Linked DNA regions of Mus musculus: region 2 is linked to region 1. Evidence: chromatin loops called from intact Hi-C (ENCODE). Cell type or tissue: gastrocnemius. All regions are shown on one strand. Links, peaks and the distances in the headings refer to the core of each region. The heading gives the core; the rest is flanking DNA.

Region 1 (12,887 bases), core at 3,177-11,176:
CGTGGAGAGTCGTTTGGTTCTGTGGGACTGTCATCTGAGTTCATGCCCAAGGTCCACCAAGGTGACCCAGAGCTGGCACCAACCTTAAGGGACTTCAGCTCCTGGTCAGGTGGGTTTTCTGTTTCCCTTCTGCTGGCACAAGCACGATATGATTGGTTTGGAACTGAAGGTGTTTTCCACTCAACAGTGATCCTAAGATTGGTGGAGAGTCCTCTGCGGACTGTGGGACTGTCTGCTGAGTTAGCATTCAAGGTCACCCAAAGCTGGAGCAGAATGGAAGTGTGAAAAAACATTCTTAAGAAAGATCTAGAGGCATAAACATACTTCATCATAACTATGCTAACTTTAAAGTTATAGGAAGATACTTGAAACTTTATCTAAGGTAAATAAAAACTATTTTTAAATAAATAATTTTATTCACTTTACAACAGTATATCAGCCCTCCTTCTCCTCCCACTACTCCCTCATGCAAATCCTGCCAATTCACTCAGTCTTTGTTTTATGTAAAACTTTTGATCAAACTTATATTTAAATTTGTAGACTAGGATGTTGTCAATATTTAATAACTAAAATGTAATTTATTTGAAAAGTGTTCTCAGATATTCTCAGATAACAAATAGAAAATGAATCAAACAGTTTCAGGGCACAGTGCATACTAAGAATGGTGATTATTCAGAGAAGTTTTAGATGAATGTTTCTTCATGAATCTCCAGCCCATATTCTCTTAAATCCAGCAGAACCATTGTTTCCATTGATTTCATTGGGGTAGTAATTTTTCCTATCTCTCTAGGGATGGCATCAGTGCTTGACAATTGCAGAAATGTCTCTAAGCACACCTGTGCTCCAATCATGTCTGGATGCTACTTTTCCATTAGCTTTGTGGGAATGCTCATCTGAACATTTAGGAGCAAGTAGGTGAGGTTAGTCTAATGAGCAGTATTCAGGAAAACAAGAAACACATAATGTTCTCTGTGATCATTATAAACAGTCATTCTTGATACTACTTTATCATGGGAGAAATATATCTTAAACTTCTGAATTGAATATGCCTTGTTCAGTATATCAAATACATCTTGTCTTTAGGGAAAATAGATGGATAATATTATAGGAAAAGAATTTTCCTCCTAAAAAGGGAGAATGCGAAAACAGAAAATTTCTTTTCCATCAGTGTAGTGACTATATATAAGTACATTTTGTCCTGGTTTAACCTGGTTTGCCTTAGTTAACAGACCATGTGTTTATAAGACAAGAACTGCGTGTCCTATATCTTGATATTTGCATACTTCATCTTCAGTAGTCACAAATATCTCACAGCTGTTTTAAAGCGATGTACTTAGGAGAAGAGCAGTAATTAGCCAGGGAACAAAATTCAAATACACAATGGATTTTCAGGTGCAGATTTTCAGCTTCCTGCTAATCAGTATCTCAGGTAACAGAGAGCAGAGAGTCTGAAATCAGAATTCAACCAAAATTCTTTTCCCTGGGAACTTTGAGTCTAACATTTACTTTTTTCTTTCTTTCTACTGAATGTAGGGTGGTATAAAATTATTTTTGTATCTCTATTAATCCTTTTCTCTCTATGTTGCTTTTTTTTCTAGTTGTAATGTCCAGAGGAGAAAATGTGCTCACCCAGTCTCCAGCAATCATGTCTGCATCTCTAGGGGAGAAGGTCACCATGAGCTGCAGGGCCAGCTCAAGTGTAAATTACATGTACTGGTACCAGCAGAAGTCAGATGCCTCCCCCAAACTATGGATTTATTACACATCCAACCTGGCTCCTGGAGTCCCAGCTCGCTTCAGTGGCAGTGGGTCTGGGAACTCTTATTCTCTCACAATCAGCAGCATGGAGGGTGAAGATGCTGCCACTTATTACTGCCAGCAGTTTACTAGTTCCCCATCCACACAGTGATACAGACTGGAACAAAAACCCTCTAAGTCCTTAGGGCCCAGCTACTTCCTTCTAGAGAAAAACTGTGGCCAGTGATTTGATTGCAGTAGTCCACACAGTGTGTTCTGCTTTACAATGTCCTTTGCAACTTTGGATGACTGTCTCTATAATATTCAACTGTACTTCAGCACTTTTCTCAAATAGTCTACTTTTACAGTGTTTATTTATTCTCAATTTTTGTTCTGTTTGTTGAAGACAAGTGTGGCAGGCCCTCTTCACCTATTTTACTGGTGGTCCCCATGTACCTTGACATCTATTTTCTGCTACTTTCACTGATTTTAGAATCTTCTTGGTAGGTGGTATTTGTTTCAGCCTAGTCATTTACTCACAATAAACTGCTGTTGTTATCCTACAAAAATAGTATCCATCGTGATCTAATTTCTGATTTTTATTAGCAGACCTTCTTTTCCACTAAATTGTCCTGTTAATATGTTCTTGAAATGATTTTATCTCCAAACAAAACAAAACTACTGACAATCATGTATATTTTCTTTCTACTCTCATGACAAGTAATTGAAACATTCCACTAACAAACCAAGAAGGCAATAGAGAACTAATAAGTGAACATTATTTTTTCTTTATATCTATCTATCTATCTATCTATCTATCTATCTATCTATCTATCTTTCTATCTCTGTCTATCTATCTCTGTCTATCTATCTCTGTCTATCTATCTATCAATCTATCTATCTATCTATCTATCTATCTATCTATCTATCTATCATCATCATCTATCTTTGAATCCATTCGTGTGTGTGTGTACCTTACTGTAAATAATTAATTTCATAAGTAAATTTTATGGTTCTAAATGGAAACACAAATTATTTAAAGTATTTATATGTACAATTACATTTAAATTTAAATGACAATAACAGGAATAATTATGTAATAGTTTATTTTCAATTTTCCAATTTTTGGTGTTTGGTATGAAATCCATCAGATATTGTTACCTGCCTCCATGTCTGCATCTCTAGGAGAAAGTGTCACCATCACAGGAAGTGTCAAGATATTAATATGTATTTAGCACTATATACATACATACATACATATATACATACATACATACACACACTCACACACACACACACACATATATATATATATATATATATATATATATAAATTTGTCATGATAATTTTTTTCAAAATCAGCAGTTTGATATTTAGTCCTATCAAAGAAAGGACTGTGTATAGAGGATCATGGGCTTCTGAGAAGCCCTGACCACACAGAAGAACACTGATTCAGGCAAAATCTGTACACATATAAATCAAAAAGGAAACCCTTCTACATTTATGTATAGTTCCTTTAGCTAGGAGACATTTTGGATCAAAAATTTTGAAGATGGGTGGCTGGCCCTATCTATCCACTGGGGACCATGTATATGTACTGGAGGTGGTCTCTTCAGGTTTGATCTCATTGTTGCATATTTTGGATATGTTCATCAATGTTGCATCCTGGAAGCATCTAATATCATAGGTCGTTGGGACTTTCTGGAGGTTCCACCAACCCCAATCATGGCAGCTGGATACTTTTAATTATTCTCATGGCCTTCCGGGCTTCTTTATTGTCTCCATCCATTCCTCATCCTCCCCATCTTCTGACCTCCAACCCAGGTTCCTCCTTTACTCTGCCTCCCATGAATAAATTGTTCACCCTTCTAAATGAGATTGGAGCATCTGCAATTGGACTGTTAAACTTCAAACTGTCTTTGAGTTGTTAATTTTTTATTGGTTATTTTATTTAATTACATTTCAAATGTTATCCTTTTTCCTGGTTTCTCCTCCACAAATTCCTTATACCATATCCCTCCCACCTGCTTCTATGAGGGAGCTCCCCCAACAACCCACCCACTCCTGCCTCAGTACCATAACATTTCTCTACTTTGGGGTATTGAGTCTCTACAGGACCAATGGTCAGTGCTCCCATTGAAGCCCAACAAAGCCATCCTCTGCTACATAAGCAGGTAGAGCCATGGGTCCCTCCATGTATACTCTTTGAATGGTGGTTTAGTCCCTGGGAGCTCTGAGGGATCTGGTTGTTTGATATTGTTGTTCTTCCTAAAGGGCTGCAAAATCTCTCAGCTCCTTCCATCCTTCCCCTAACTCCTCCATTGGGGTCTGTGTGCCCAGTCTAATGGTTGGATGCAAGCATTCACATTTGTATTGGTCAGGCACTGGCAGAGCCTCTCAGGGTACAGTTATACCAGGCTCCTGTCAGCAAGTACTTCTTGGCATCAGCAATTGGGTCTAGGTTTGGTATGAGTTGTATTATGGGTATTCTGTACTTTTGGCTAATATCCACTTATCTGTGAATACATAGTGTTCATGTCCATTTGTGTCTGGGTTACCTCACTCAGGAAGATATTTTCCAGTTCCATCCATGTTCCTGGATGAAGTCAATTTGAGGAGACTCTGCCATTGTGAATGGTTACATTAGGAGATGGAACAGATTTCATGTTGGTAGAATACAGCAAGGAAAATACAAAATCCAATAGTTAAATGGGTATTTGTTAAAGATGTCCTTCATTTTTTTCAAGACAATGGCTATGTCAAGAGGGAACATATGGCAGGGTCAGTAGTCTGAGGCATCTACAGAACACCAGGGTTAAGTATGTGTAAAAGTATCTCATGATATTTTGATGAGAAGTCAAGGAAGTTAGCCATGCAAAAGATCTTAAGGAGCAGGTGCCAGGCTCTGAACTCCTTTGCAGGCTTCTGTTGAAAAGAAAAATAGGATTCCATAAAATGTTTGAGGTGTACCAATGTTGACTGCAATGTGGAAGAGTCAAGGACTGAGGATAAATCCCATGAGGCACAGTTTGCAACCTGTGGTTTAAAGCACCTCCTGAAACACAGCACTATAGTGGGACTTTCTCAGACCTACCACATGTGTAAATAAGACAGAGAGGGTTCTAATAAGCTTTCACTGGAACATACTAGAAGCTATCATTCAAGCTTAACCCAAATGCCCAGCCTTTGATCTGCCAGGTGATTAGATCTATATATCTCTGCTTAGGCCCCATTCATGTCTGTTCCCCTCCATGTCTGCTCTCAATTTTCTTACTTTTGCTTTCTTCTTTCTAGATCAGTCTGTCAGCCTGGAAGTTCTGACCCCTGCTTCCTTCCCCAGCTCTTGGTCATAAAATCTTTACTATAAACAATCAGCTGCATCACAACATCTGATACATCTCTTTGGTTATCTAAGACTTTGAGGATATGAACCTAGTGAAAGGCCATAAATATGAAATAGCAAAATTCTGCCAGTAATTAGCTTTTTGGTACAGAAAGTTACAATTAAAATTCTAGGAATGCACAGAATAGGCTCATTCCTGTAGACAAGCAGGACCCACAGTAGGGGCATAAAGACACTAACCCACTCACAAATCTCTCATCCCAAAATTGTTCCTGTTTAAAAACAATACTGGAACAAAGATGGAACAGAGACTCAAGGGAATGAAAAACCAACAACTGGCCCAACTTAAAATCTATCTCATTGGTAAATGCCAATCCCTGACACTATTAATGATACTCTGTTATGCTTGCAGGTAGGGCCTAGGATAACTGTCCTCTGAGAGTTTCTACCCAACCCACAGCCAAATATTGGACTGAGGTTGGAGACTCTTATGGAATAGTTGGGGGAAGAATTGAAAGCCCTGAAAGGGTAGGAATTCCACAGGAAGTCCAACAGTCAACTAACCTGGACCCTTGGCTGCTTTCAAGCACTTAGCTACCAACAAAGAGCATACACAGGGTGGACTGAGGAACCTGGCCTTGTTTGTTCACAGTGGACTTGATATGCGAGGGTGGTTGATACCAGTGCTACCCTTTTCAGAAAACAAGGGGAGGTGAAGGAGTGAGAAACTCTGAGAGTATACTTGGAAGGGGGGCAGCATTTGGGATGTAAGCAAATACATTAATTAATTAAAAAAAATACCAAGAAATACCTTTACAAAATGTGAAGAAAGGTTATCAGAACATGGCATAGTTGTGTGAAGGAGCTTTAATTCTCTTCCATTTCTCACATGGAAATAGTTATGCTTCAGTGTTTAAGGACATATAGCCTCATCATCACACATGGAATGAGACAGAAGATGAGTGGCTCCTTTGTAATAGTCTGAGATGTTGTAAGTGCAGTAAGGATACAAAGATTCTGTCTTTAATGGTGGCATTTTAGACCCAGGAGAAACTCATCCTCCCTTGTGTGTCAGTCTCTTTCTAATTATGTGATGTGATTTCTATTTCTGAAAAGAGCCAAGCAAGGTTTCATTCACCATGTTGTGACAATTTCAAAGATTTACCAACAGAGACTGATAGATGAGAGTACACAATTTTGTATGCCCAGCCTCTAATTCTGTCAGTTAAGTAAATCTCTCTTCTTAACAGTGTAGATAGTTACATATGTACCTAGAGACACGAGCTCTGGGGGGTACTGGTTAGATAATATTGTTGTTCTACCTATATGGTTGCAGACCCCTTCAGCTCCTTGGGTACTTTCTCTAGCTCACTGTGTTCCATCCTATAGGTGACTGTGAGCAACCACTTCTGTATTTGCCAGGCACTGGCAAAGCCTCACATGAGACAGCTATATCAGGGTCCTTTCAGCAAAATCTTGCTGGCATATGCAATAGTGTCTGCATTTGGTGGCTGATTATGGGATGGACCCCCAGGTGGGGTATCTCTGGGTGGTCCATCCTTTGTCTTAGCTCCAAACTTTGTCTCTGCAACTCCTTCCAGGGGTATTTTATTCCCTATTCTAAGGAGAAATGAAGTATCCATGCGTTGGTCTTCCTTCTTGATTTTCTTGTGTTTTGCAAATTGTATCTTGGGTATCCTAGGTTCCTGAGCTAATATCCACTTATAAGTGAGTGCATATCAAGTGACTTCTTTTGTGATTGGTTTACATCACTCAGGATGATATCCTCCAGATACATCCATTTCCCCAAGAATTTCATAAATTCATTGTTTATAATAGCTGAGTAGTACTCCGTTGTGTAAATATACCATATTTTCTGTATTCATTCCTCTGTTGAGGGACATCTGGGTTTTTTCCAGCTTCTGGCTATTATAAATAGGGCTGCTTTGAACATAGTGGAGCATGTATCCTTATTACCAGTTGGAACATCTTTTGGTTATATGTCCAGGAGAGGTATTGCTGAATCTACCGGTAGTACTATGTTGGCCATCATTTGGAAGAGATGCCCCTTGGTGTAGCAAACTTTATATGTGAACAGTACAGGCGAATAGTGAGTGGGTAGGGGAGCAGGGAGTGGGTAGTTGGGAGAGGGTATAGGGGACTTTTGGGATAGCATTTGAAATGTAAATGAAGAAAATATCTAATAAAAATAGTGTAGATAGTTGTAAGAATTATAATAAAGCAACAGTAAGAGAATTTTTATGCAGAGCTATAGGGCATAGGGATATAGTGAGAAACAGAGTGTTGATTTTGTGCTTCATCCTTTTGGAATTATAGGACTCAAAGTAATATATTCCTAGGGTGCTGTTTCAATATCCTATCCATATTCTAGGAACTATACCATATGTAAAGATTCAGCAAATTCTTAATATAAAATAAAACCACAGTAGAAAGCTTGTATCCAGTACAAATTAATAAGGGGAAAAACCAGAAGGGTTTAAAATGATTCTATGGAGTACTTTAAGAATAAATTAGTGATGGGGTTGCCATCCCACTGTCATATCTCTGATTCATAATTGATCATGTCTGAAAGAACTGTAGGAATGGAAATGGGGAAGTCTGAGGAAAGAAGGTCCAGCATCAGGAACAAAGGAACAGACACAGTATGTACTCACTCATAAATGGATTTTAGGCCAAAAGCTCAGAATACCCAAAATACAATTCACAGGCCACATGAAGATCAGGAAGAAGGAAGGCCAAAGTGTGGGTGCTTCAGTCCTTCTTACAAGGGGGAACAAAGTACAGGAGCAAATACAGAGACCAAGTGTGTATCAGAGACTGAAAGAAAGGCCATCCAGAGACTTCCCCACCTGGAGATCCATCCCATATGCAGACACCAAACCCAAACACTACTGTGGATGCCAGGAAGTGCATACTGACCGGAGCCCGATATAGCTGTCTCCTGAGAGGTTCTGCCAGAGCCTGACAAATACAAAGGTAGATGCTCACAGCTCACTGGACTGAGCATGTTTTCCCAATGGAGGAGTTAGAGAAAGTTCTGAAGGAGCTCACAGGGTTTGTAACCCCATAGGAGGAAAAACAATATCAACAAACCAGAACTCCCAGGGTCTAAGCCACCATCCAAGGAGTACACATGATGTGACCCATGACTCCCGTTTTATATGTAGCAAAGGATGGTCTTGTTGGACATCAATGTGATAAGAGGCCCTTAATCCTGTGATGGATTGATGCCCCAATATATGAGAATGTGAGGGCTGGGAGGAAGCAGTGTGTTGGTGGGTAGGGGCACCCCCTCATAGAATCAAGGGGAGGGGTGGGATAGGGTTTTTTGGATTGGGGAACACGGAGAAATGGCATAACATTTGAAATGTAAATAAAGAAAATTTCCAATAAAAAATAAAGAAATAATATATTTGAATATTTTTTGAAAATGGTTGATATCTTTTCAATTTTTTGTACTCTTATAAACTAAACACAATTGATATAGTCAGTTAGAATCATCTTAAATGTATTATCTTTTTCTGCTTTATTAAATTATATATTTTAGTCATTTACATTTCTATGCTATCCCCAAAGTCCCCTATATCCTCCCCCTGCCTTGCTCCCCAACCCACCCATTCCTGCTTCCTGGCCCTAGCATTGCCCTGTACTGGGGCATATGAATTGTATTAAATGTCTTATCATATATCATGTTTAATATATCACCTTAAACACATCCTGTGAAATTCTGTCACAACTGTGCTGCAGGTACTAAAGGAGAAAAAGAGAAACTAATGGTCAAAGAAGATTATGTGTGCCTCTGAACACTAAGTGCACAGTAACTTTCATAGCCTGACTGTATCTGAGAAATAATATTAGTAGGTGGAAACAAGATAGGCAGCTGGGAATTCTGCTTCATTCTTTGGTAGTTTATGTCATGGCTTGTTTCATTGTAGTAGACAACAAAACAAAATACTAAAATACTGTTGACAGTAATAAGTAGCGATCTCTTCAGGCTGCAGATTGATAATGGTAAAAGTAAAATCTTTCCCAAAACCACTGCCACTGAACCTTGAAGAAACTCCAGATTCCGCACTGATAGGATGGTATATTAGAAGTTTATGAACATTCCCTAGTTTCTACTGACATCAGGCTAACCAATCATTAATACCCTCATATGGCCTGCAGGTAAGGATGACTCTGTCTCCTAGAGATGCAGACAAGGATGGTGATTGTGTCATGCTGATGTCACATACCAGGCCTGTCATTGGAAACATACAAACAATATATATGGTTAATCATGATAGAACTGACTTCTCTGAATTTCCAGTTAGCACTGATTACAAAGGGTCAAATGACTTCCCGTGACATCCTTCCTTACCCTGGAATCAGAATAGTAAGATCAGCAGAACCTGAGTGGGAGACATCATGTCTGTGCTGTGACATGTCATTGACTGACTCCTAGACAGGGTGTGACCAGACTATTAAGAAGTTCTGAATGATATTGCTGTCTCTTGTGAGGTTATGCCAATGCCTGGAAAATACAGAATTGGATGCTTACAGTCATGTATTGGATGGAGCACAGGGCCCCCAATGAAGGAGTTAGAGAAATTCCACAAGGAGCTGAAGGGATCTGCAACCCTATAGGTGGAAAAAAATATGAACTAACCAGTACCCCCCAGAGCTTGTGTCTCCAGTTGCATATGTAGCAGAGGATGGCCTGGTCGGCCATCAACAGGAGGAGAGGCCCTTGGTCTTGCGAAGAATGTACAAGAGAATACCAGGGCCAGGGAGCAGGAGTGGGTGTGTTGGGAAGCAGGGTGGCAGGAGGGTATAGGGGAAACTGGGAAGGTGGATAGCATTTGAAATGTAAATGATGAAAATATCTAATTAAAAAAAACGAATTCTAATAAAAAAAGAAGAAGTTCTGAGTGAGTGCGGTGGACACATGCAAATCATGAGAGCCTGGGCAGGGCTGGGCACAGACATAGGCTCTTTATTTTAGTAACTTAACTGGGCTGTGCCCAAGTGTTTTAAGCAGACCAGAATACTGCAGTTTTGCTGGAGATTTTTTTTTTTTGTCAATGGTAAATTTTTTCAACAAAAGTTTTGTTTTCTATACACAATAGTATTTTTCAGTGATCACCGTGAGTGTAGTTTTTTCTCTAGACTCCAAAATAGACAATATCCAATCTTACCTCCATTTTCACTATTTTAGAAAAATATGGCACCACTCACACATAGTTTTCCAGTCACCATTACCAATCTTGGAGCTTAATACTTGAAAATGAGCATTCTTTATACCCTTGATCTACTTGGCCTCCAGGAAGATCCCCAAGTCTTGCCTCCTTTAGAGTTCTCTTGTGAATGACTATATACACATTTAGCCTATTGATCCTGACAATCCAGCAATTCCTCTGTCTTCAGAAATGGAGAACAAAGTCTCCCACAACTCTGGATTCTAGCAATGCACTTTCCTGTTATAGGATGATCCATTTCCACTAGAAGCTTATAGTAACAATACCAGAGATGACTAGTACTTTTTAAAATAGTAAGTCCCAGGAAATGGAAAGATGACTTAACACATAAGAGCACTTTTTATTAAATATTTCTCTATTTACATTTCAAATGTTATTCCCTTTTCTGGTTTCCCCTCTGGAAATCCCCTATCCTATTCCCCCTCCCCCTGCTCACCAACCCAGATAACAGCATTTTTCCTCTTGCAGATGACCTGGATTCAATTACCAACATTCATATGGTGATTTAATACTATGTGTAATCACAGTCCCAAAGGATCTAAAGCCTTCTTCTGACTTTCTTGGATACCAAACTTAAATGCGGTGCACATATATACATGAAGAAAAAACACTCAAAGACAGAAGAAATTAAATAAACCTGAATGAGTTAAAAAAAAAATCAGACATCCCTCATTTTTAACAGGACCAAGACAATCATTATTGTGCTTTTAAATGTTTCCTTAGAACCAAACACTAATTTCAATACTGTCCTGGGGGAGATATCCCATCCTTCATCTACAATGAGCTCTTTGACCAATGTCATTATTTGTTTGCTTTATGTAACAGCACAGATGATTTAGTGCCATTACTACTGAAATATAAAAATCTATCTTCAAAAGAATAATAGAAGATGTTTCTTTCTGAAGGAAGAAGAATATGACAAGCACAAACAAGAAAATAAGAGGGCCACTTTTTTAAAAGATATTTTATATATTCATATTTCAAATGTTATCCCCCTTCTCAGGTTTTTCCCCCTCCCCCAGGAACCCCCCTATGCCTCCTCCTACTGCTTCTATAAAGGTGTGTCCCCACCCACCAACCCACTCACTCCTCCCTGCCCTCACATTCTCACACACTGGGGCATCCAGCCTTCACAGGACCAAGGGCCTCTACTCACATTTATGCCCAACACGGCCATCCTATGCTACATATAAGGCTGGAGCCATGTGTCCCTCTATGGGTACTCCTTAGTTGGTGGTTTAGACCCTGGGAGCACTGTTTGGTTGATATTGTTGTTCTTCCTATTGAGTTGCAAACCCCATGAGCTCCTTCAGTCTTTTCTTTAACACCTCCAATTGGAATACAGTGCTCAGTCCAATGGCTGGCTGTGAGCATCTTCCTCTGTATTTGTCAGGCTCTGGCAGAGCCACTCAGGAGACAGCTATATTAGGCTTCTGTCACCATGCACTTCTTGACAACCATAACACTGTCCTACGTTGCTGTCTGCATATGGGATAGATCTATATGTGGGGCAGTCTCTGGATGACCTTTCCTTCAGTCTCTGCTACACACTTTGTCTCTGTAGTTGCTCCTGTACTTTGTTCTCTCTTCTAAGAAGGACTGAAGCACCTACTCTTCCTTCTTCTTGACCTTCATGTAGTTTGTGAAGTGTATCTTGGGTATTCTGAGATTTGGGGCTAATATCCACTTATCAGTGAGTACAAACCATATGTGTTCTTTTGTGATAGGGTTACCTCACTCAGGATGATAATTTCTAGCTCCATCTGTTTGCCTAAGAATTTCACGAAGTCATTGTTTTTAATAACTGAGTAGTACTCCATTGTGCAAATGTACCACCTTTTCGTTATTAATCCATCTGTTGAAGGACATCGGGGTCCTTCTTTCCAGCTTCTGGATATTATAAATAAGGCTGATATGAACATACTGGAGCATGTGTTTTTGCTGTATGTTGGAGCATCTTATAGGTGGGTACGCTGGAGTGGTATAGCTGTATCCTCAGGTAATACTAGTCCAATTTTCTGAGGTAGTGTCAGACTGATTTCCAGAGTGGTTGTACCAACTGGCAATCCCACTAACAATAGAGGAATGTTCCTCTTTCTGCACAACCTTGTCAGCATCTGCTGTCACCTGAGTTTTTGATCTTAGCTATTCTGACTGGTTTGAGGTGGAATCTCAGGGTTGTTTTTATTTTCATCTCCCAGATGACTGAGGATGTTGAACACTTCTTTAGATGCTTCTTGGACATTTGTTATTCCTCAGTTGAGAATTATTTGTTTAGCTCTGTACCCTATTTTTAATAGGGTTATTTGATTGTCCGGGGTAAAATTTCTTAAGTTCTTTTTATGTATTGGATATTAACATTGTATTAGATTTAGATTAATAAAGATCTTTTCCCAATCTGTTGGTTGCAGTTTTGTCCTATTGACAGTCTCCTTGCCTTACAGAAGTTTTGTAATTTCCTGTAGTCCCATTTGTCAATTCTTGATTATTTCACATAAGCTACTGGTGTTCTGTTCAGGAAATTTTCCCATGTGCCCATGTATTGGAG
Region 2 (12,887 bases), core at 1,577-9,576, 180 kb after region 1:
TCCTCTTTCTGCACAGCCTTGTCAGCTTCTGCTGTCACCTGAGTTTTTGATTTTAGCCATTCTGACTGGTGTGAGGTGGAATCTCAGGGTTGTTTTGATTTTCATTTCCTAGATGACTGAGGATGTTGAACACTTCTTTAGATGCTTCTTGGCCATTTGGTATTCCTCAGTTGAGAATTATTTGTTTAGCTCTGTACTCTACTTTTAATAGAGTTATTTTATAGTCAGGGGTAAAATTTAAGTTCTTTGTATGTATTGGATATTAACAATGTATTAGATTTATCATTAATAAAGAACTTTTCCTAATCTGTTGGTTTCAGTTTTGTCCTATTGACAGTCTCCTTGCCTTACAGAAGTTTTGCAATTTCATGTGGTACCATTTGTCAATTCTTGATTATAGAGCATAAGCTATTGGTGTTCTGTTCAGGAAATTTCCCCAGTTGCCCATGTATTGGAGGGTCTTCTGCACTTTTTCTCCTATTAGTTTAGTGTATCTGGTCTTTTGTGGATGTCCTTGATCCACTTAGACTTGAGTTTTGTACAAGGAGATAAGAATGGGTTGTATTGCCTTCTTCTACATGCTAAACGCCAGTTGAGCCAGCACCATTTGTTGAAAATGCTGTCTTTTTTCCACTGGAAGTTTTTAGCTCCTTTGTCAAAGTTCACCTGACCAAAGTTCTGTGGGTTCATTTCTGGGTCTTCAATTCTATTTCTTTGATCTTCCTGCATGTCTTTGTATTAACACCATGCAGTTTTAACCACTATTACTCTGTAGTCCAGCTTAAGTTCAGGGATGGTGCTTCCCCCAGAAAGTCTTTTATTGTTGAGAATAGCTTTTGCTTCCCTGGTTTTTTTGTTATTCCAAATGAATTTTCAAATTGCTTTTTCTAATTGTATGAAGAGTTGAGCTGGAATTTTGATGTGATTGCATTTAATCTATAGATTGCTTTTGTCAAGATGGACATTTTTACTGTAGTATTCCTACCAATCCATGAGCATGGGGGATCTTTCAAACTTCTAAAATATTTTTTGATTTTTTTTTTTTAGAGACTTGAAGTTTTTCTCATACAGATCTTTACCTTGATTGGTAAGAGTCACAGCAAGGTATGCAATATTATTTATGACTATGGTGAAGGGTGTTGTTTCCCAAATTTCATTCTCAGACTATTTATTCTTTATTCGTAGAAGACTACTGATTTATTTGAGTTAATTTTATATCTAGCCACTTTGGTGAAGTGGTTTATCAGGTATAAGAGCTCTCTGGTGGAATTTTTGGGGTCACTTAAGTGTACTATTATAAAATCTGCAAATAGTGCTATTTTGACTTTTTCTTTCCAACGTGTATCCCTTTGACTTCCTTTTGTTGTCTTATTGCTCTGGCTAGGATTTCGAATCTATACTACATTGAATAGAAAGGGAGAGTGTGGTCAGCATTGTTTAGACCTTGATTTTCATGGGATTGCTTCAAGATTTTCTCCTTTTAGTTTGATGCTTGTTACTGGTTTGGGACTGGTTTAACTATATTCAGGTATGGGTCTTGAACTCCTGATCTTTCCAAGACTTTTTCCATGAAGGGGTATTGAATTTTCTCAAATGCTCTAAACATCTAATGAGAGGATCCTGTGTTTTTCTTTTTTTTCCCTTGAGTTGTTTATTTAGTGGATTATGTTGATGGTTTTCCATCTATCTAATCATCCCTGCATTCCTGGGAGAAAGCCTACTTGATTTTAAAGGAGTGTTCCCAGAGTTGCAGATCATTGTCTGTAAGTGCTGCTGCTTGAGTTTTTGAAATTACCTATTCCTGCTCATGTACTAGAGTCTCATATGAATAAGAAGAAGGCACCAAAAAGATTCAATTCCAAAATTAATATTAGATATACATTTTGCCAAGAGGGGAATATTAGATTGAAGTTATAATGGGTTGTTTGAAATACATTCAAAAACTTTTCAGAATGAGCTCAGTTTCTTTTCTTTATAAAGAAACCTTAACTTATGAAACCTAGTTAAAGGAATACTCAAAACTTGCCTATATAATATGTTCAATAAATAGTTATGCACAAAAAACAGCCAAAATTAGAAAATCGGATTTAAAAACAAAACTCATTTGAATATTTAGCTCAAAGTAAAAAGCATGGTGGAAGGTATGCCTTATGAGTTGGAATATTGACAACATATATTATTTTGTTACTGGCTCTGAGTGATCTTTGATGCAAAAACTATTTGGATAAACATAATATTTAACAGGGTTTGTATTATATAGGTTCTGCTCCAGTCTACACTATGCAACTTATAATACTTAATCAAGGGTTCATTTGTGTTCAAATGAGACTATGACATTTATTCAAAAGAAGAATAAAGTCTCAGGTTTTCTGTTTGTGACTTTTGTTCTTCAAACTTCCTTAAATATGTTCCTCATTAGTGTGACCTTGTGTCTCTAAGATTTGTTCACTAAAATGATCCGGGAATTCATTATTAAAATTTACTTTGAGTATCAATGGTGAGCTGTAGTTCAGTCATATGACCAGCCAGTTTCATTCATTTCTTATTATAAACTATTTTGACATGTACACTACAGAAAGTGCTATTCATCACATTTAATAATACAGTGAAGAAGAGTGGAAACAGAAGGTGTCTTCTTAATAACAACATACTTTCAGTTCTAACTTACAGTGTTTTGCATAGTAGCCCTTTGGGATTCCATACTTCTTACAGTTAAAACTCTTGCCTCCCCAGAGGGCCAACAGATTGCCTTGAGTAGAATAAACCTCTCAAAACAACAGAAGATTTTTATTTCATCTCTGTGGGTTTGTTCGTATTTACTTCACAGGAGACTGAATAAAGGGATAAAGGATTTCTTGAGTCTCCCTCTCATACAAGGTGCTTAAAGGATAACAGAAAATTATATCCTTCTATGAATGTCCTGAGGAATTCTTTATCCAGGAAAAACCAATTCTTCTCCTGAAACTCTTTTCATACACACACACACACACACACACACACACACACACACACACACACATAATTTGTTCACATACAAGTATACATAATCAATGCACATACACTACACATACACCATATATGCTAAATAGCATAATAGTTATATTATAGATCTGAAAATGAGCAATGCCTTAATCTAGTGTTCTGTTACCTTGGCTGTCTATAGTGGGTATAAAACAAAACTGTCCAAAGAAAAGATTCATGACATTTATGAAACAAGGGTTCTTATTCAAGCATGTATCAAGGCATATTAGAAAATCTCAGTATTTACTAACACTATTGGCTTCATTTATGGTGTAGTGAGATTGTATCTTAGAGAGGCCTTACCTCATTGCAAATCAACTGGTATATATCTACATGGCACACTATAAAAACAAAGACTTTCAAGGCATTGGCATATACACATGGCATACAGACATATACATAAGTAAATAAAAAACAAAGTTCAAAATAAGTTTTCTCTTGCTAGCTTATGATTGTTGGTCTCACTATAATTTGGAATAAATGTTTACTTTCACCTACAAAAGAATTCACCCAGCACACAGTTATTCCATGGCAGTTTTTGCTTTATTATTAGAAAAGTAGACAAAATGACATTTTTTCCATCCATCTGTAGCCTGGACATCACAATCTCATATCCTTTAAGAAAGGCTTCATTATTTCATAATTACAGAATATCATGAAAATTCACAGAACAGAGAGCCTTAGGCATAACTGCAACCCAAATAATGTACAACTTTTGTCTTTCATTTGAGAGAATGCCAACTCTATTTTATTACTATTTATTTTTATTTCTAAAGCTGTCCATCTACTAGGCCAGATGAAAAGTGGAAAAGAATAATGAAATTACAAAATGATCCATGACTTCTTATTCTTGAAGAAACCCCTGATTTCAACTTGAATGTGTGGTATACCAGGAGTTTAGGAGCATTCCTTGGTTTCTGCTGATATCAGGCTAATGATATAGTAATCTCCTAATTTGCCATTCAATTAATGGTGACTCTGTCCTCTACATATGCAGATGAGTAGGAAGAGGATTGGACTAACTGGATGCCAAATATTATGCCTGTAATTGACCTGCTCCGTTTCCGACCTGGGCCGGTTCACCCCTCCTTAGGCAACCTGGTGGTCCCCCGCTCCCGGGAGGTCACCATATTGATGCCGAACTTAGTGCGGACACCCGATCGGCATAGCGCACTACAGCCCAGAACTCCTGGACTCAAGCGATCCTCCTGTCTCAGCCTCTCGAGTAGCTGGGACTACAGGCATGCGCCACCGTGCCCGGCTATGCCTGTAATTGGAATCATACAAACAATATTCATGTTTAATCAAGACAAAAATGACTTCTCTGAAGTTCCAAGTCATGATTACAAATGGTTAAAGATTACCCATAGTCAACCTTCCATACCTGGGATTCAAAACAGCAAGAACACCAGAAACTGGGAGGGAGTCTTCATAGCTGTTCTGTGACCAGACATTGATTGACTCCTGGATAGGGTACAACAAGACTAACAAAATGTTCCAAGTGAGGGTAGTGGACCAACACAAATAATCAGGGCCTGGGAAGGTCTAATTTTTCTTAGTAATTTAACTTTTCTGTGTCTGGGTCTCTCATTCTACATGAGAATGTTGAAAAATTTACTGCTGATTATTTCTGCCAATGGCTGACCTTATTATAAAAATACTTTGATACCTTTTCAGCATTGCAATAGATACTAGTACTGGTGTTATTTCAATTTCTCCTTTAGATGAAGAACATGAAGAGAACAACTGTTTGTAACTTGAACTCTTTCCATTTTTTTTTTTTTTTTTTTTTTTTACTTATAGCACTGCTAACAGGAGGATGTCAGTCCACTGATTCTAACAAATAAGTCATGGGGGGTTGGAGACTGTCTTTTACCAATTGTGCACTTAACCAATGTAGACATTTGAATATCCCTAGAGCGATTTTTCTTTTTTAAGTGTATGTCATTTGTTGAACCACCTTCAGAATATCTACTGTAGCGATTTTTCTTTTTTAAGTGTATGTCATTTGTTGAACCATCTTCAGAATATCTAATTGTTTTATTTTTACTAAACTACTCAATAGACTGCAATGTATTTCTTGTTTGGACTTTTTCTTTCTGTTCAAATCCTCTTTTCTGCCATTTACTAATATTGTTCACAGTTCCTTCATATGTGGGGTAAGTAGTGATACTGGTGACTTTAACAAATTATCTTCTTCCAGGGCTAGATAGATGGTCAGCTATTAAGAGCACTGGCTGTTTTTCCAGAGGTCCTGAATTTATCTACCACAACTCACATGGAAACTCACAATCCTCTGTAACTCCAGATCCATAATATTCAACATCTAACATCTCCTTTTGGCTTCCTTGTGCTATGAAAATCATGCATAGTAATTTATGCATCAAAACAAGCATGAACATAAAACAAAATGAGAAAATATGCCTCCTCCTCTAATTCTGGAACATGAATTAATATACTGTAACCCCCCAAGTTTTCTAGAACTCACCCTGGTTCAATTGTCTCCAAAATGAATGAAGAGTAATGTCCTTAGCTCAATATCTCCCCTCAGCTTTCCTCTTTTCTGTATCATATTCTTTAGGGTTCAATTTATGGAAATCAGAGAATTAGGAAGGATTCATGAAATAGACAATTCTGAAAACCCTTTCTACGTGGCTGAGGAAGATTATTTTCAGTGTTTGATACTGCTGTGCACCATTATCACTACACACATTGAAACTGGACAGAAGAATCCAACAGAACACAAGCACTGCAGACACATTTATTTGCATACTTTAGGAATCTCATAAATACATTAAAGTGGAAGCCATAATATACATGCAGAAGAAGTGGTAGAGACGTGTGAAGGCCCTATACATGTTCCTCATTCTCTGTGGGCTCATATGAGCTTTGTTCAAATCAAATACGAGGGCATGGTTTTCTTGGTGTTTTCCATCTCTTTTTTGCCTCTTACTTCCTTCTGTCTCCTCTTTACTGGGGTTCTTGGAGCTCTAAGGAGAGGGATATGATTCAGACTTCCCACTTGGGACTGAGTGTTTACAGCCTCAGTTATGCTAAGATCTGGGGGACTACAAAGTCTGGGACCTTGATATATATATCAAGAAAAGAAGTTTTACTCCATGTTTACCTATTAAAATAATGCTACATATTAATCAAATTCATATGTGTTCTCTTTATGGTATAATCAAATGATAATCCAAGATTTCTAGTAATCAACATCAAATTCCCTTTACCTCTAATTCATGAGGCAGTATATTCTTCCAAATTTTTTTACTCAATCATTTCTTTTAAATCTTTTCAATTAAATTTTGTACTATTGAAGTTTGGGGAGTAGTAAAGTAGCAGAATGATTGCTTTTGAACTTAGTGGAACCATGATGAGATCAGTACCAGAAGCCTAGTAATTGAGGTCTAGAGATCCATGTGAGAATTGGCTTCTACTTTCACAAATACAAAACTGAACTCAGCTGTGGGTCATTTATTCTGCCCTAATTTTGCTAATGGTCTCATGATGTTTGGATCTTGACAATGCTATCTTAACAGCTATGCATTAATCTTTCCTTTTTAAATTGTTTAATCAGATATTTTCTTCATTTACATTTCAAATGCTATCCCCAAAGTCCCCTATACCCTCCCCCGCCCTTCTCCCCTACCCACTCACTCCCACTTCTTGACCCTGGCGTTCCCCTGTATTGGGGCATATAAAGTTTGAAAGACAAAGGGGCCTCTCTTCTCAATGATGTCCAACTAGGCCATCTTCTGCTACATAAGCAGCTAGAGACATGAGCTCTGGGGGTACTGATTAGTTCATAATGTTATTCCATCTATAGGGTTGCAGACCCCTTCAGCTCCTTGGGTACATTCTTTAACTCCTCCATTGGGGGCCCTGTGTTCCATCCAATTGATGACTGTGACCTTCCACTTCTGTATTTGCCAGGCACTGTCACTTGATATGCACTAGCTGATAAGTGGATATTAGCCCAGAAACCTAGAATACCCAATATACAATTTGCAAAACACAAGAAGGTCAAGAAGAAGGAAGACAAATGTGTGGACACTTCATTCCTCCCTAGAATAGGGAATAAAATACCCATGGAAAGAGTTACAAAGTTTGAAGCTAAGACGAAAGGATGGACGGACCACCCAGAGACTGCCCCACCCTGGGGTCCATCCAAAAATCAGTCATCAAATGCAGACACTATTGCACATGCAAGCAAGATTTTGCATGAATCTTTCTTACCTCTGTATTTCCTTGATCTTTGACACCCATCTGAAAAGGAAGATTAATCATTCAGTTGTGTGAAAGAGGTTTTTATCAAATGAGAATTTGTGTGAAACTCACCTAAGAGTCACCATTTGCCAATTTTTATTTCCAGTGTATTATTTCTTTAGTATATTGATGAGATTGCTCCCCCAATTCATTCTTAAGTCCTCAGGTTTGAAAATTATTAACATAATTAACTGCTCACTGTGGGAGCATAAGCAACCCTACAACTGAGTCGCCCCTGTATAGGTACCAAGTGCTTGGGGAGAGAAGGCAAGTGTGATTGTTTATCCTAAAGAATCCACAAAGGTGCTTTCTCACAAGTGTTCTGCATCATGTTTATCTGCCATTTCTGAAGACCATCTGTCTTTAGGAACGTCTCTTTCCAAAGCTTTGCTGACATCAAAAGTGACCATTTTCAGAGTAATGATTTGAGTTCTCAAAGGGGCTTAAATAGGAAGCATAAACACCTATCACAACAACCCAAAATTTAGAAACATGTGCAAAACAATAATGTAATAGCTATGAATACTAGTTTAAAGATAAATGAGAAGTGTAAAATCAAAGAGGAAAAATACAGAGTGGAAACAGTGACAGTCATTCTGAAAGGGGACATGGCAAAGAAAAGGGACAGAGAGGTTTCTGCTACAGATAATGTAAGTCCAAACTAGGAAATAGACAAAGAAAACCTAGAGCTATATTGATGGGTAAACAGATTTTTATTAAATATTAAGTTACCATCCCATAATCAGCTTCCAAACGCTGACACCATTGCACACACTAGCAAAATTTTGCTGATTTTATATTTTTATTTATATTTATTTTTATAGCTCTCTCTTGTGAGACTATGCCGGGGCCTAGCAAATACAGAAGTGGATGATCACAGTCAGCTATTGGATGGGTCACACGGCCCCCAATGCAGGAGCTAGAGTTATTACCCAAGGAGCTAAAGGGAACTGCAACCCTATAGGTGGAACAACAATATGAACTAACCAGTACCCCGGAGCTCTTGTCTCTAGCTGCATATGCATCAAAAGATGGCCTAGTCGGCCATCACTGCAAAGGGAGGCCCATTGGACTTGCCAACTTTATATGCCCCAGTACAGGGGAACGCCAGGGCCAAAAAGGGGTAGTGGGTGGGTAGGGGATTCTGGGGTGGTGGATATGGGGGACCTTTGGGATAGCATTGAAAATTTAAACGAGGAAGATACCTAATAAAAAAATTAAAAAAAAAGAGTTAATGTGTTGTTTTTTTCCTGTAGTAACAGCAATGAAGAAGGTGAGGGGGGGAGACTAATAATGTAGAGTCAATCTGTGCATTCAGATAAAAGCTTATTTTTAAAATTTTCTATATTTTTGAGTTTTACTCAAATACACAACAAACTATTATCATGTCTATTCTCATTTCCTCCCTCTCATACTTTTTACATCCATGTAATACAACCATCTTTCCAAATTTCCTCATATTTTTCTTTATAACCTACTTATCCTAGGTAGTGATATCCACATGAGCATGGATGTGGTTCCCTCTTCTGAAACATGGTAACCCTATGTTCACCTTTAGTACTAGAGAATAATATTATATTCTCTAATACTAAAGGCTCTGCATCTCCAGAAACCACTATACCACTACTTGCTCAGTATAGGTTGAGTCCTGGAGGTGAACTTGTCATCTAGATCAAGATTTTGACTGCCATGATCTTGCAGATAATCACTGCTTCTTGAGTTCATGATTGGAATAGGCACATTGTGTCCAGAGGACAGCATTTCATAGCTCTCCTCCTATTTTCTGAGTTTTACATTTAATCTCTACCTATTCCATGACACTTTCTGAGACTTTAGATAGAGATATAAGTTAGATGCCCCATATTAAACTAAGCATTCAGGTCTGATTGTGTCATCATTCTGACTAGTTATGTATTTCTCCATTGACTTCTGATTAGTTAAAAACGAAGCTTCCATAACCAAAAGACAAGAAACAGAGAAACCAAATTCCTGGGTATTTGTATGTTTACTTAATTTCCCATTACCAGAGAGTCATCATATGTTATAAAATGTTGTCACACCATAAAATGGTTGATTTGTCCAGCTTTAGTCTCTTGTTAGAAGGTACTTTGTCCATAGTACTTGATTCTGTCATGTTCTGTGTCCAAAATGTGTCTTCTATTCATCAATGCAGTCCTACTATCAAGTTTTATTGAGAATCTAAGATCAGTTGCAAGATCCTGTACTATTTTGATGTCTCCATATTCAGGTCATTTTTCCTGGAAGACAGATTATATCAGGGCACATCCATAGCAACATAAGAAGGTGCAGGATCCGCTGGACCCTTCCATCAGAAGAAACTCAGAAAATCAGTTTCCCTATTACTAGTGTCCTTTGTGGTAAACTAAAGTAAAAAACACTGAGTTTGAATACAGTCCTGTTTTACTGATTACCCAGTGGTTCTATTCCAGTTAAGAGTGTTATTTCTCCTACTCTTAGAATTTCCACATCTATATCATAAGTCTTTATTTAGGGTGGAATACCCTGAATCCCTGAAGAATTACCATTTCAATGTTTAAATGTATGCAGGAGTCATCCTTGTTCATGTCTTGTTTATGCATCAGCCTTTAGACTACCTGGATGCAGCTTCTCTAGTGTTTCTAGGAGACACAGTCTGCTTTAGGTTTTATTTCTCTGAACAGACATCATGACCAAGGCAGGTCTTATAAGTACAACATTTAATTGAGGCTGGCTTACAGGTTCTGAGGTTCAGGTCATTATCATCAAGGTGGGAACATAGCAATATCCAGGCAGGCATGGTTTGGGAGGAGCTGACAGTTCTACATCTTCATTTGAAGGCTGCTAGCAGAATACTGGTTTTCAGGCATCTAAGATGAAGGTCTTAAAGCCATATCCAAAATGACCCACCTACTCCAATAAGGCCACACCTTCTAATAGTTTCAAAATCAGGGCTGAGCATATACAAACCATCACACTATCTTAGAGCAAATCTGCAGTTTCTCTGGCTCTTAAAATGTTTTTACCCACTCTGCAATGATTCCTGGGCAATAGGTGCAGAAAGTGTGTTGTAGTTGGATAATTTAAGAGTGGTCACAACATGATCTCCTAGTATCTACATTTTGATTATTTGTGGAGTCTTTTTTGAAATGATTTCCATCTGTTGCAAAGAGAATTGCATATTACATATGTAAACAATATGAGTCGAACAAACTGACTTTATTTATGTATGAATAGAGGTAATAAGAAGCCATGAATCTGAGAAAGAGCAAGGAGTGGATGTGGCTTTGTATGGATAAAGGAGTAAGAAGTGGCAAACAGTATGTGACTATGTTATAGTTTTTAAAAAATAAGAAAATGATTATAAATTACCTCAACCCAATTATTCCACCTAATTGAAGACCAAAGAGATAACCAAACTTACCAGAATTACTAAAAGTTAAATATTTCAATAAGGAAAAAGTGTACTGATTGTGCACCAAAATCTACTTTTGGCCGTCTATCGCTCCTCTAAGAATTGAAAAATAGAAGCTATGCCAGGTGGGGAACCTCAGTGAGGCCTATACAGATGGTATTGAAATTATACAGATATTCATTATAATGTTTCTTAATTTACTAATAGCATATTTGGTAGTTTAGGTAAGTAATGTTTTCCATTTATAAGGCTACCAAATTATTGCATTTTTCTTTTTTTTTTAATCAGGTATTTAGCTCATTTACATTTCCAATGCTATACCAAAAGTCCCCCTTACCCACCCACCCCCACTCCCCTACCCACCCACTCCCCCCCTTTGGCCCTGGCGTTCCCCTGTACCGGGGCACACAAAGTCTGCGTGTCCAATGGGCCTCTCTTTCCAGTGATGGCCGACTAGGCCATCTTTTGATACATATGCAGCTAGAGTCCAGAGCTCAGGGGTACTGGTTAGTTCATAATGTTGTTCCACCTATAGGGTTGAAGATCCCTTTAACTACTTGGGTACTTTCTCTAGCTCCTCCATTGGGAGCCCTGTGATCCATCCATTAGCTGACTGTGAGCATCCACTTCTGTGTTTGCTAGGCCCCGGCATAGTCTCACAAGAGACAGCTACATCTGGGTCCTTTCAGTAAAATCTTGCTAGTGTATGCAATGGTGTCAGCATTTGGAAGCTGATTATGGGGTGGATCCCTGGATATGGCAGTCTCTACATGGTCCATCCTTTCATCTCAGCTCCAAACTTTGTCTCTGTAACTCCTTCCATGGGCAAACAGTATGTGGCTATGTTATAGTTTTTAAAAAATAAGAAAATGATTATAAATTACCTCAACCCAATTATTCCACCTAACTGAAGACCAAAGAGATAACCAAACTTACCAAAATTACCAAAAGTTAAATATTTCAATAAGGAAAAAGTGTACTGATTGTGCACCATAATCTATTTTTGGCAATCTGTTGCTTCTCTAAGAATTGAAAAATAGAAGCTATGCCAGGTGGGGTACCTCAGTGAGGCCTATATCGATGGTATTGAAATTATAGAGATATTCATTATAATATTTCTTAATTTACTAATAGTATATTTGGTAGTTCAGGTAAGTAATGTTTTCCATTATAAGGTTACCAAATTATTGCATTTTTAAATGCAAACCTGATTTCAAATTGCAAGTAATTAATATTTACTCTACCATTATATGTAGTATCACTACTCTTCCTTGATTCTGAGCAGTAGCAACAATCTATAACTCTAAAGCTGCCACATGATCTCAAGATATCATAATGTGCCATCATTTTAAAACATCATTGGATATTCAACAGTTTGTTGTATTGTGGCTTTATAATAAATGACTTTATACCGTCATTACCATAAGAAACTTCTATATTATTTTATCTTTTGTAATCTCACTGAATTTCAGAGAATATTTAATACCTCTGTATTTTCATTTCATGAAGTCATGAAATGTGGTATAAGTATGAATGTGTCTGTATGAACACTATTTTATTCTTGTCTATAACCACTGGAAATAGAATCGTCACATTTGTCATAGTACTTCTTTTATTCTAAACAAACTACTATTTGGCACACAACACTGTAAATGTAGTATTTCCTCTAGATTCCAATATGGACATTATACAACCCTGCCTTCACTTTGGCTATCTTAACAATAGATGGCAGCACAATCACATTCCTTTTTTTTTTCTCACTTTTTTTTTTTTTTGCATTATATTTTTTATTTTATTTTAATTTGGAATTTTCTTCATTTACATTTCCGATGATATCCCAAAAGTCCCCCATATCCTCCCCCACCCAACTTTCCTACCCACCCACTCCCACTTCTTGGCCCAGACGTTCCCCTGTACTGAGGCATATAAAGTTTGAAAGACCAATGGCCTCTCTTTCCACTAATGGCCTACTAGGCCATCTTCTGATACATATGCAGCTAGAGACACGAGCTCCGGGGGTACTGGTTAGTTCATATTGTTGTTCCACCTATAGGGTTGCAGACCCCTTTAGCTCCTTGGGTACTTTTTCTAGCTCCTCCATTGGGAGCCCTGTGATCCATACAATAGCTGACTATGAGCATCCACTTTTGTGTTTGCTAGGCCCCGACTTAGCCTTATAAGAGAC

Evidence for each region. Peaks named below come from ENCODE experiments on the same cell type or tissue, not always from the same donor. Only the 100,000 strongest peaks of a DNase experiment are listed, where the experiment ranks them.
Region 2: a loop joins it to region 1, with 3 times the contacts of the local background. A loop is called at or near these places in 11 of 42 quality-filtered maps.

The regions. Positions count from the first base shown.
Region 1 is chr6:69,689,781-69,702,667 of GRCm38, reverse strand. It overlaps Igk and Igkv4-50. Among named protein-coding and RNA genes, the nearest start is that of Gm46962, 520 kb to the left of the region's middle. In gastrocnemius, for the core only: no CTCF peak of the experiment used is centred there; no DNase peak of the experiment used is centred there.
Region 2 is chr6:69,507,735-69,520,621 of GRCm38, reverse strand. It overlaps Igk. Among named protein-coding and RNA genes, the nearest start is that of Gm46962, 710 kb to the left of the region's middle. In gastrocnemius, for the core only: no CTCF peak of the experiment used is centred there; no DNase peak of the experiment used is centred there.